Regions from separate parts of the Homo sapiens genome. Here regions 1 and 2 are each linked to region 3. The links are chromatin contacts, found by Hi-C or POLR2A ChIA-PET in ENCODE. All regions are on one chromosome and are shown on one strand. Each heading gives the region's core, a stretch centred on a gene start or an enhancer-like site at or near the end of the contact. The rest is flanking DNA. Distances are from core to core; before and after follow the strand shown. Region 1 holds the start of RRM2 (ribonucleotide reductase regulatory subunit M2). Region 2 holds the start of LDAH (lipid droplet associated hydrolase). Region 3 holds the start of DDX1 (DEAD-box helicase 1).

Region 1 (2,700 bases), core at 158-2,657, 5.5 Mb before region 3:
CGGGTCTCTCTCAATAACAGCCCTGAGCGCAGCTGTTGAAGCTTTCTCAGGTTAATGATTTCTTTCTTGGATCTTAAAGTTTCTTTCTCTTCCTTTATTTTTGGCATTTTGCCCGTTGCAGGGCCTGGCAAATCAGAAAGCCACATAGAAAATTAAATGAAAGCTATTGCTAAGTTCCAGTCTCTACACCAGTGGAGTTTTCAAACTCCTCTTCAGCATATTTGACGCCCAATGAGTAGTACATTAATTCCTAGTCCTAAAATCATTCTGTGAACTTTCTCCCAGGAATTTTTGCTCAGTTTGCAATTAAAACAACTTTTTTTCTTCTCTTTTTAATGGCAGAGGCGGGGTCTCACTATGTTGCCCAGGATGGTCTCCAGCTCCTGGCCTCAAACAATCCTCCTGCCTTGGCCTCCCAAAGTGCTGGGATTACAGGCGTGAGCCACCGCGCCCAGCCACAGTTTGCAATTCTTAAGGCAAGGGTGACAATAGGGGTCAGGGGTCTGACAGGAGACAGGATTTCTGTGGAAAACTGCACCAAGGGCCTTCTCGCCATGTCCCGTAGTTTGAAGGTTTACAAAGGACTGCACATTTTACATGAGTCATCTCAACGAACGCTCTCCTCACCGCATTAACAGTCCACGCGGTTACGAGTCCCATTTTACTCACGGGGACACCGAATCTGTAAGAAGCCTGGTCGCTTGTCCCAGCAAAACGAGCCACGGGGCTCAGCGGCCCTAACTTTTAGGCTGTAGGGTCCTCGCCGACCACCCCGCCAAAATGTCAGGCCTCGGGGCCCTTGCACCCCCACCGCAGGGACACGGATCGAAAGGGTCGCAGCAACGCCTCCCCCGCACCCAGGAGCGTTTTCCAGGCCTTTGCACCAACCTCGTTGGCTAAGCCCCCTGCCCGGCGGCGGCCCGGCTGGGAGGAGGTGCTTTCGGGAGGCGGGGCCGCGGCCCGGGGATCCTCTCGCGCCCGCGGGCTCCAATCGCTGCTCCTCACGCAATCCTAAACGGTTCCCGGGCGAACCGGGGCCCGCGCGCGCCAAGGCCGCCGAGACCCTCAGGGGCTGCGGCCCTGGTCCCGCGGGACCTGTGGGGGCCTGGGCGGCGGCGCCCCCGACCCAGCCAGCGGACGGGCCGGGGGGGGAACCGGGAGGTCCCGGGGGGCGTCCACGGGGGTGTCCCCGGGGGTCTCCGGAAGGCGCCGGCGGAGGCTCCCGCGCTGCGCTTGAAAATCGCGCGCGGCCCCGCGGCCAGCCTGGGTAGGGGCAAGGCGCAGCCAATGGGAAGGGTCGGAGGCATGGCACAGCCAATGGGAAGGGCCGGGGCACCAAAGCCAATGGGAAGGGCCGGGAGCGCGCGGCGCGGGAGATTTAAAGGCTGCTGGAGTGAGGGGTCGCCCGTGCACCCTGTCCCAGCCGTCCTGTCCTGGCTGCTCGCTCTGCTTCGCTGCGCCTCCACTATGCTCTCCCTCCGTGTCCCGCTCGCGCCCATCACGGACCCGCAGCAGCTGCAGCTCTCGCCGCTGAAGGGGCTCAGCTTGGTCGACAAGGAGAACACGGTGAGCCCGCGGGGAGGGCGCTGCGGGCAGGGGAGGGAGGCAGGGAAAGCGAAGCCGCTCCTCACTCACACGCGTCTCCCCGCAGCCGCCGGCCCTGAGCGGGACCCGCGTCCTGGCCAGCAAGACCGCGAGGAGGATCTTCCAGGAGCCCACGGAGCCGGTGAGTGGCGGGCGTGGGGCAGAGGGGCCAGGGACGGCCTTGGGCGTCTTGGCGCCAAAGCCGCATTGTTTCCTCAGCTGTTCACACTCCCGCCCCGGCTCCTTTCCCGCCTAGGCGGCCCCTCCCCAGGGCTGCCTCCCGCGCCCCTCGGCCCATTTCCCGGTTCGGGCGTGCGCTCCTCTGCTGCGACCCACGGAGTGCGACGGGACAGCCACGTTTTCACATCGGGCCCCGTGAAATTGCCGCCAATGGAAAGGACTTGGTCCAGAAAAACGTTAGTTTCATATGGTTCGCCCGGTACTTAAATGTTTTATTTTCTCCCCCAACAGAAAACTAAAGCAGCTGCCCCCGGCGTGGAGGATGAGCCGCTGCTGAGAGAAAACCCCCGCCGCTTTGTCATCTTCCCCATCGAGTACCATGATATCTGGCAGATGTATAAGAAGGCAGAGGCTTCCTTTTGGACCGCCGAGGAGGTAATCGGAGGACCCCAGAAGACCCCTGCAGGGGTGACCGTCACGCCTCAGACATAAATGCACTTGGAGGTTCCCGTTGGCAAGGGGGGCTAACTGTGGGGCATAGTAAGTGGTGCCAGCATACTTAAAGTTTGAGTGCTCAGTGTGAGTCCTGTAGGCTTTACTCTCTTCCTTTTATGCTAAAATTGTGACTTCCGAACCTCAGGTGGACCTCTCCAAGGACATTCAGCACTGGGAATCCCTGAAACCCGAGGAGAGATATTTTATATCCCATGTTCTGGCTTTCTTTGCAGCAAGCGATGGCATAGTAAATGAAAACTTGGTGAGTTTCCAAAACATCTTTCATTCATTTGACGTTGACGATCTGAGGTCGAACTAGTTCGCTTTCCTCGTCTTGTATGTTTTTCCATGCTGAGTGCATCTGTGTGTGTAAGCTGGGTTTTATATTACATGGCATTTCCTGTTTTGTAACACTTTGCAGTTCTTTCTTATGGTATTTTC
Region 2 (2,700 bases), core at 163-2,662, 5.2 Mb after region 3:
ACACCAACATGGCACATGTATACATATGTAACAAACCTGCACGTTGTGCATATGTACCCTAGAACTTAAAGTATAATTTTAAAAAAATTAAAAAAAAGAAAGAAAAAATCCTCCAGTCTGAAGGCATTAAGTTATCAAAAAGCAAAATATTAAAATATAAAATTTTAGATGGGCACCCACTGTGTTGCCCTGATTATCCCCCTAGAATGCTACATGCTGGAAAGAGGGGCCTTAGCAGGTTTCTAAGTCTTTAACCTTCAGGTGGAAAAATGGGGAAACACACAAGAGACACTCCTACGTATAGTTTCAGAAAGAAGTTTAATTAAAAAACAGCTTTTGAGAATAAACATTCTGGAGATGCTTCTAAATCTTCTGGGTTTCTTTTGGTTGTATCTCTTTCTCCATACAGATTTGTTCTTTCAACTCAAGGACTATCAACTCTTTTTTTTTTTTTGAGACTGAGTCTCACTTTGTCGCCCAGGCTAGAGTGCAGTGGCGCCATCTCGGCTCACTGCAAGCTCCACCTCCCGGGTTCACGCCATTCTCCTGCTTCAGTCTCCCGAGTAGCTGGGACTACAGGCGCCCGCCACCACGCCCGGCTAATTTATTTATTTATGTATTTATTTTTGTATTTTTAGTAAAGATGGGGTTTCACCGTGTTAGCCAGGATGGTCTCGATCTCCTGACCTCCTGATCCGCCCGCCTCGGGGTCCCAAAGTGCTGGGATTACAGGCGTGAGCCACGGCGCCCGGCCAGGACTATCAACTCTTGTGTTTGGTACACAGGACACAAAGCAGGTGTCCGGTAACTACTTGCGAGGGAAGATACGAATTAACCAAGGAATAAAGTGTTCCAATCTGCATTCTGTCTTGCGTGGGGAACAAAACCAAACTAAGACCCAAGGATGAGGGTTTACGGTTAAGGTCTTCAGCGTGAATAAAAGGCGGCGTGAGCACTAAACGCCGGGGGCAAAGAACACTCCCGGCCCAGAGTTTGACCCCTCCTAGCGAGTTCTTCCCGGCCAGCTGCCCAACTTTTTGGCCTCTACTCCTCCGCGGGGGCACCATAAGACTCCCTACAGGTGGGCTACACTTAGGGGTTCAAATGCTGCATTACCGCGCTCGGGTGAGCGACTGCCCGGCCTGCAACTCAAGGGACTCCCAGGCCAAGTGGCTCCGAACTCGCGAGCTGTCGGAACAGTATTATTTTTGCTGCTACGGGCCATCTGGCCCAGGGCAACAGGGGCTCTGCGAGGAACCATAGAGAAGAAGGGGCGCCAGATCCCGCGTGCCTGCCCACCCGTCCTTCCTTTGGGCAGTCACCCTGAGCTCGGCAAGCTGTACCTCACCTGTCCACCTGGAAGGCTGCCCGCTCTCCCTGAGGGTCCTGGGAAGGCGGCACGAGACCGGAAGTGCCCCCCTCAGGTGACGTCACAGTACCGCGCCGGAGCTGATCCGGGAAGCCGATGTCAGCCTGGCGCGCGGCGCACAGCTGGCTGGGAGATTTCTTACTGGCTTGGAGCCGGTGGTCCAGATCAGAGAGACCTCTTGGAGGGTGTCGGGGTTTTCCTTTCTTTTTCATTTGAATTTTATCCGCCTTTTATTTTCTGTCATCCTTGATGTGCTTCTGGCTTCTGGCTTCCCTTTCCTTCTCTCTCATTTGTTCCATGTCTGCCCCTCTTTTCTCCCTCTTCCCATTTCCCTCTTTCTGCGTTACTAGTTGCATATCTTCCCCACATACACAGGAAAGTTGATTCTCATTTGATCATGTTCATAAGCATGATCAATAAAGTATTTTTTTAATTAAGGTGTTGCCAACTTTAAGAAAATTCAGAGAATAATATTAAGTATAGAGTTTATTTGGGCTCAGTGCTTGAGAATGGCCACTCAGGAGCTTAGATTCAAGTTGCCTTGAATATACACTCCAATTAGCAGCAGTCGGAGTAGGTTTTTTTTTTTTTTTTTTTTTTTTTTTGAGACGGAGTCTTGCTCTGTCGCCCAGGCCGGACTGCGGACCGCAGTGGCGCAATCTCGGCTCACTGAAAGCTCCGCTTCCCGGGTTCACGCCATTCTCCTGCCTCAGCCTCCCGAGTAGCTGGGACTACAGGCGCCCGCCACCGCGCCCGGCTAATTTTTTGTATTTTTAGTAGAGACGGGGTTTCACCTTGTTAGCCAGGATGGTCTCGATCTCCTGACCTCATGATCCACCCGCCTCGGCCTCCCAAAGTGCTGGGATTACAGGCGTGAGCCGGTTTTTAAGGAAAGGAGAGGAGGCAGAGCTTAACTTGTTTACCAAGAATTTATATTTAAAAAACTTAAGCTATTGACTGGCTATGCTTTCTTCCTTGTATCACAAATTCCAGGAACATAAAGATAATGGGTGAGGCAGCTAATAAAGAACAAAATGCCTTTAACAATTGCCCTAAGGCATGGGAAGGCGTGGCGGAAGCCAGTATTCACTTCTGTCCGGGTCTAATAAATTTTGCATACCTCACATAGCTCAGACAGCTCTGGGCTATTTTTCTTTTCTTAGTATGTACTTTTTTTAGACATAATACTGTTGTACACAATAATCTACAGTACAGTGTAAATATAAATTTTATATGCACTGGGAAACCAAAAAAATTCTGTGAACTGCCTTATTGTGATGTTTGCTTTATTGTGGTAGTATGGAACTGAACCCCCAATATCTTCAAAGTAT
Region 3 (2,738 bases), core at 60-2,559:
ATATGGTTCCCAACTCTGTACTTCTAACCCTATTCTATCTTTTTTATTTTTTATTTTTTTGAGACAGACTCTCCCTCTGTCGCCCAGGCTAGAGTGTAGTGGCACGATCTCAGCTCACTGCAGCTTTCGCCTCCCAGGTTCATGTGATTCTCATGCCTCAGCCTCCGGAGTAGCTGCAACCCTATTCTTTTTTCTTTTTTTTTTTTTTTGAGACGGAGTCTCGCTCGGTCACCCAGGCTGGAGTGCAGTGGCGCGATCTCGGCTCACTGCAACCTTCGCCTCCTGGGTTCAAGCGATTCTCCTGCCTCAGCCTCCCGAGTAGCTGGGACTACAGGCATGCACCACCACACCCGGCTTCTTCTGTGTGTGTGTGTGTGTGTGTGTGTGTGTGTATTTTTTGTAGAGAAGGGGTTTCACCGTGTTAGCTAGGATGGTCTCGACCTCCTGACTTCGTGATCCGCCTGCCTCGGCCTCCCAAAGTGCTGGGATTACAGGCGTGAGCCCCCGCGCCCGGCCGCTGCAACCCTATTCTATCTTGCCTGAGGGTTCCACTTTTCTCCATGACACTCTGGGGCAGGCTACAGATAGCACAGCACGCGCCCTCGCATTGCGCAGATGTGGCTCAGATCCCACGCTGCCATTCGGTAGATATGTGTCTTTAGATAAGTGACTTAACTTTCCCGAATTTTAGAGTCCTCATCTAAAGATTCTAATACCTTCCTGACAGAGTGAGTGTCTGGTTGGGAGGATTCCTCATTTACTTTCCCCATCTCTCTGCAAAGAGAAAGGAGTTAAAATTGCATGGAAGTCAAACCCGAAATTATAAAAGCGACATCAAACATGGGTGAAGGGAGGGAGACCTAAATCATTACTTAGTTTAAAAAAAAAATGTAACAAATACCTACTGGCTGCCAGGCACTCACTGGCATTGGTGCTCAGGGCAATGAATCCAGTCCATCTCTCCGGGTCATTCACACACCAAGGCCCTGCTCACCTTTGGAAAGCTGGGGGACTGAGTGGGGAGGGCACGGTGTGGTGTCAGCCTGAGCCCACTGGATGACCCTAATCACCAAACATCTGCTTCCTTCTCTGTAGCTGTGACCCTGATACCGCGTGGTGTGCTCCGAACACATGGTGCCCAGAACGAAGGCGGCGTCCAGAAGCCCTAGGTCCCAGAGGTCCGCTCAGCGGCAGGCGCATAAGGCGGGGCCGGCGCGGGCCTTTCCTTCCATCGGAACCGTTCTCCCGGGGCTGAGTCCCTGCCCGGACTCCGAACGCCGAAGACCAGGGGCCGGAAGCGCGCGCCGCCACTGCCACGCCGTGTCAGTCGGGAGGGAGGGAGCGAGCAGGCGAAGCCGCGGAGGACGGGGTGAAGATGGCGGCCTTCTCCGGTGCGTTTGTGGAAACTCTGGGGGTGGTGGGGCGGCTTGTTGCACGCCTCAGCCCTGGGGCCGCCCGCGGAGAGCTAAAGGGGCGGGAGCGGACAGGGGTCAGGGAGACAGAAGGGCGCTGTCCGCTGCAGTCCCTGATGGACCCGCGTTGCGGGATCAGGGGCGGCCGCGGCTCGGGTTCGGAGGACGATTCTTCCCAGGAGCGGGCCGGAACGTCCCTCCCCCTGCCCTTTCCCTTCTACCAGTCTCCACTTGGCTTTCCTGCCAGTGCACCTTCGGCTGCAAAATCTAGGCGGCGGCGTTGCTCTGGCGGCTCCCAGACGCCTGGGCCTCCTGCCTCTTAACGTGGCAGTGACCCTTTGGGAACCCTTTTCTGCCCGCGGCTCATCTGGGCTTGGCCAGGCAGAGAGGCGAGACGGCGTGGGGAGGAGTCATTGGGGAAAAATGACGATCCTGCCTCTGTCCAGTTTTTTCAGGCCCTTCCAAAACGTCCCAGGCATAAACCTGATCTTTATTTGTTCTTAAACGTTGTTATATCAACATTAATGTTCAGTGTTGAAGCTAAAGGGAAAGCATTTTCATTAACGTACGCACCAGTCCAACATAAGTTTGGAAAATTCATATTTATTTGCCGTCTGCTACCCTCCTTTATTCCAAATATGATTTGATATGGCTTATCGAACCCTACAGTTGATATTTTCGCCTCTTGCTTTATCATCCTCCTGTTAGGCATCCAGTTTTAGGAAGCTGTAATCAGCCTTAAATGCGCTAAACGTGATACATTTATGTAGCACTTATGTAACGTTTATTGCTATATAAATGTATCACGTTAGGCCTAATGTCCTTTAATGTTATTAACTTTTTAAGATGACTTCAGATGTAGTATTTTATATTTTTTAGTTTTCTTCTGTAAGAATATTAGGAATTCCATATCTCCAGTCATGTAAGATATTTTTTTTCTTTTTTGGGGGGGAGAATGGGGGGGTGGGGGGATGTAGTCTCCTTCTGTCGCCCCAGCTGGAGTGCAATGGTGTGATCTTGGCTCACTGCAGCCTCCACCTCCCAGGTTCAAGCAATTCTCCTGCCTCAGCCTCCTGAGTAGCTGGGATTACAGGCGCCTACCACCATGCCCTGCTCATTTTTGTATTATTAGTAGAGACGGGGGTTTCACCATGTTGGCCAGGCTGGTCTCGAACTCCTGACCTCAGGTGATCCGCTCACCTCGGCTTCCCAAAGTGCAACAGTCATGTAAGATTTCTGACTGTTTCAGTTACATCTTCTAATAGGATTCAATTGGAAACTGCTCAGAGTTGTTGCTGTTTTTCTTTTCCCAACATTCTCCTAAAA

Evidence for each region. A loop is a pair of places that touch in the nucleus more often than their neighbours do. ChIA-PET counts read pairs that join two places held with the same protein, here RNA polymerase II (POLR2A). Pooled maps may share reads with other maps.
Region 1: a loop to region 3 is called in a pooled map, with 23 times the contacts of the local background. The contact joins the promoter of RRM2 here to the promoter of DDX1 in region 3. A Hi-C loop is called at or near these places in 1 of 37 single-sample maps with no recorded cell type and 4 of 50 pooled maps. POLR2A ChIA-PET finds 5 or more read pairs at or near these places in 1 of 52 experiments (H1).
Region 2: a map of CD8-positive, alpha-beta T cell shows a loop between it and region 3 (9-fold over the local background). The contact joins the promoter of LDAH here to the promoter of DDX1 in region 3. A Hi-C loop is called at or near these places in 2 of 168 maps with a recorded cell type or tissue (CD4-positive, alpha-beta memory T cell and CD8-positive, alpha-beta T cell) and 5 of 50 pooled maps.

What each region holds. Positions count from the first base shown.
Region 1 is chr2:10,121,332-10,124,031 of GRCh38, forward strand. It overlaps RRM2 (ribonucleotide reductase regulatory subunit M2), which reads left to right and starts at 1,408. Exons shown (of 10, transcript NM_001034.4): 1 at 1,408-1,566; 2 at 1,652-1,726; 3 at 2,056-2,199; 4 at 2,405-2,521. The coding sequence starts at 1,468. RefSeq lists enhancers at 1-81, 130-685, 443-512, 533-642 and silencers at 863-1,462, 869-1,369.
Region 2 is chr2:20,821,689-20,824,388 of GRCh38, forward strand. It overlaps LDAH (lipid droplet associated hydrolase), which reads right to left and starts at 1,413. Exons shown (of 7, transcript NM_021925.4): 1 at 1,349-1,413. RefSeq lists enhancers at 289-1,114, 917-986, 1,207-1,596.
Region 3 is chr2:15,590,559-15,593,296 of GRCh38, forward strand. It overlaps DDX1 (DEAD-box helicase 1), which reads left to right and starts at 1,310. Exons shown (of 26, transcript NM_004939.3): 1 at 1,310-1,391. The coding sequence starts at 1,376. It overlaps LOC124905975 (a long non-coding RNA gene), which reads right to left and starts at 1,211. Exons shown (of 2, transcript XR_007086224.1): 1 at 902-1,211; 2 at 1-774. RefSeq lists an enhancer at 1,349-1,408.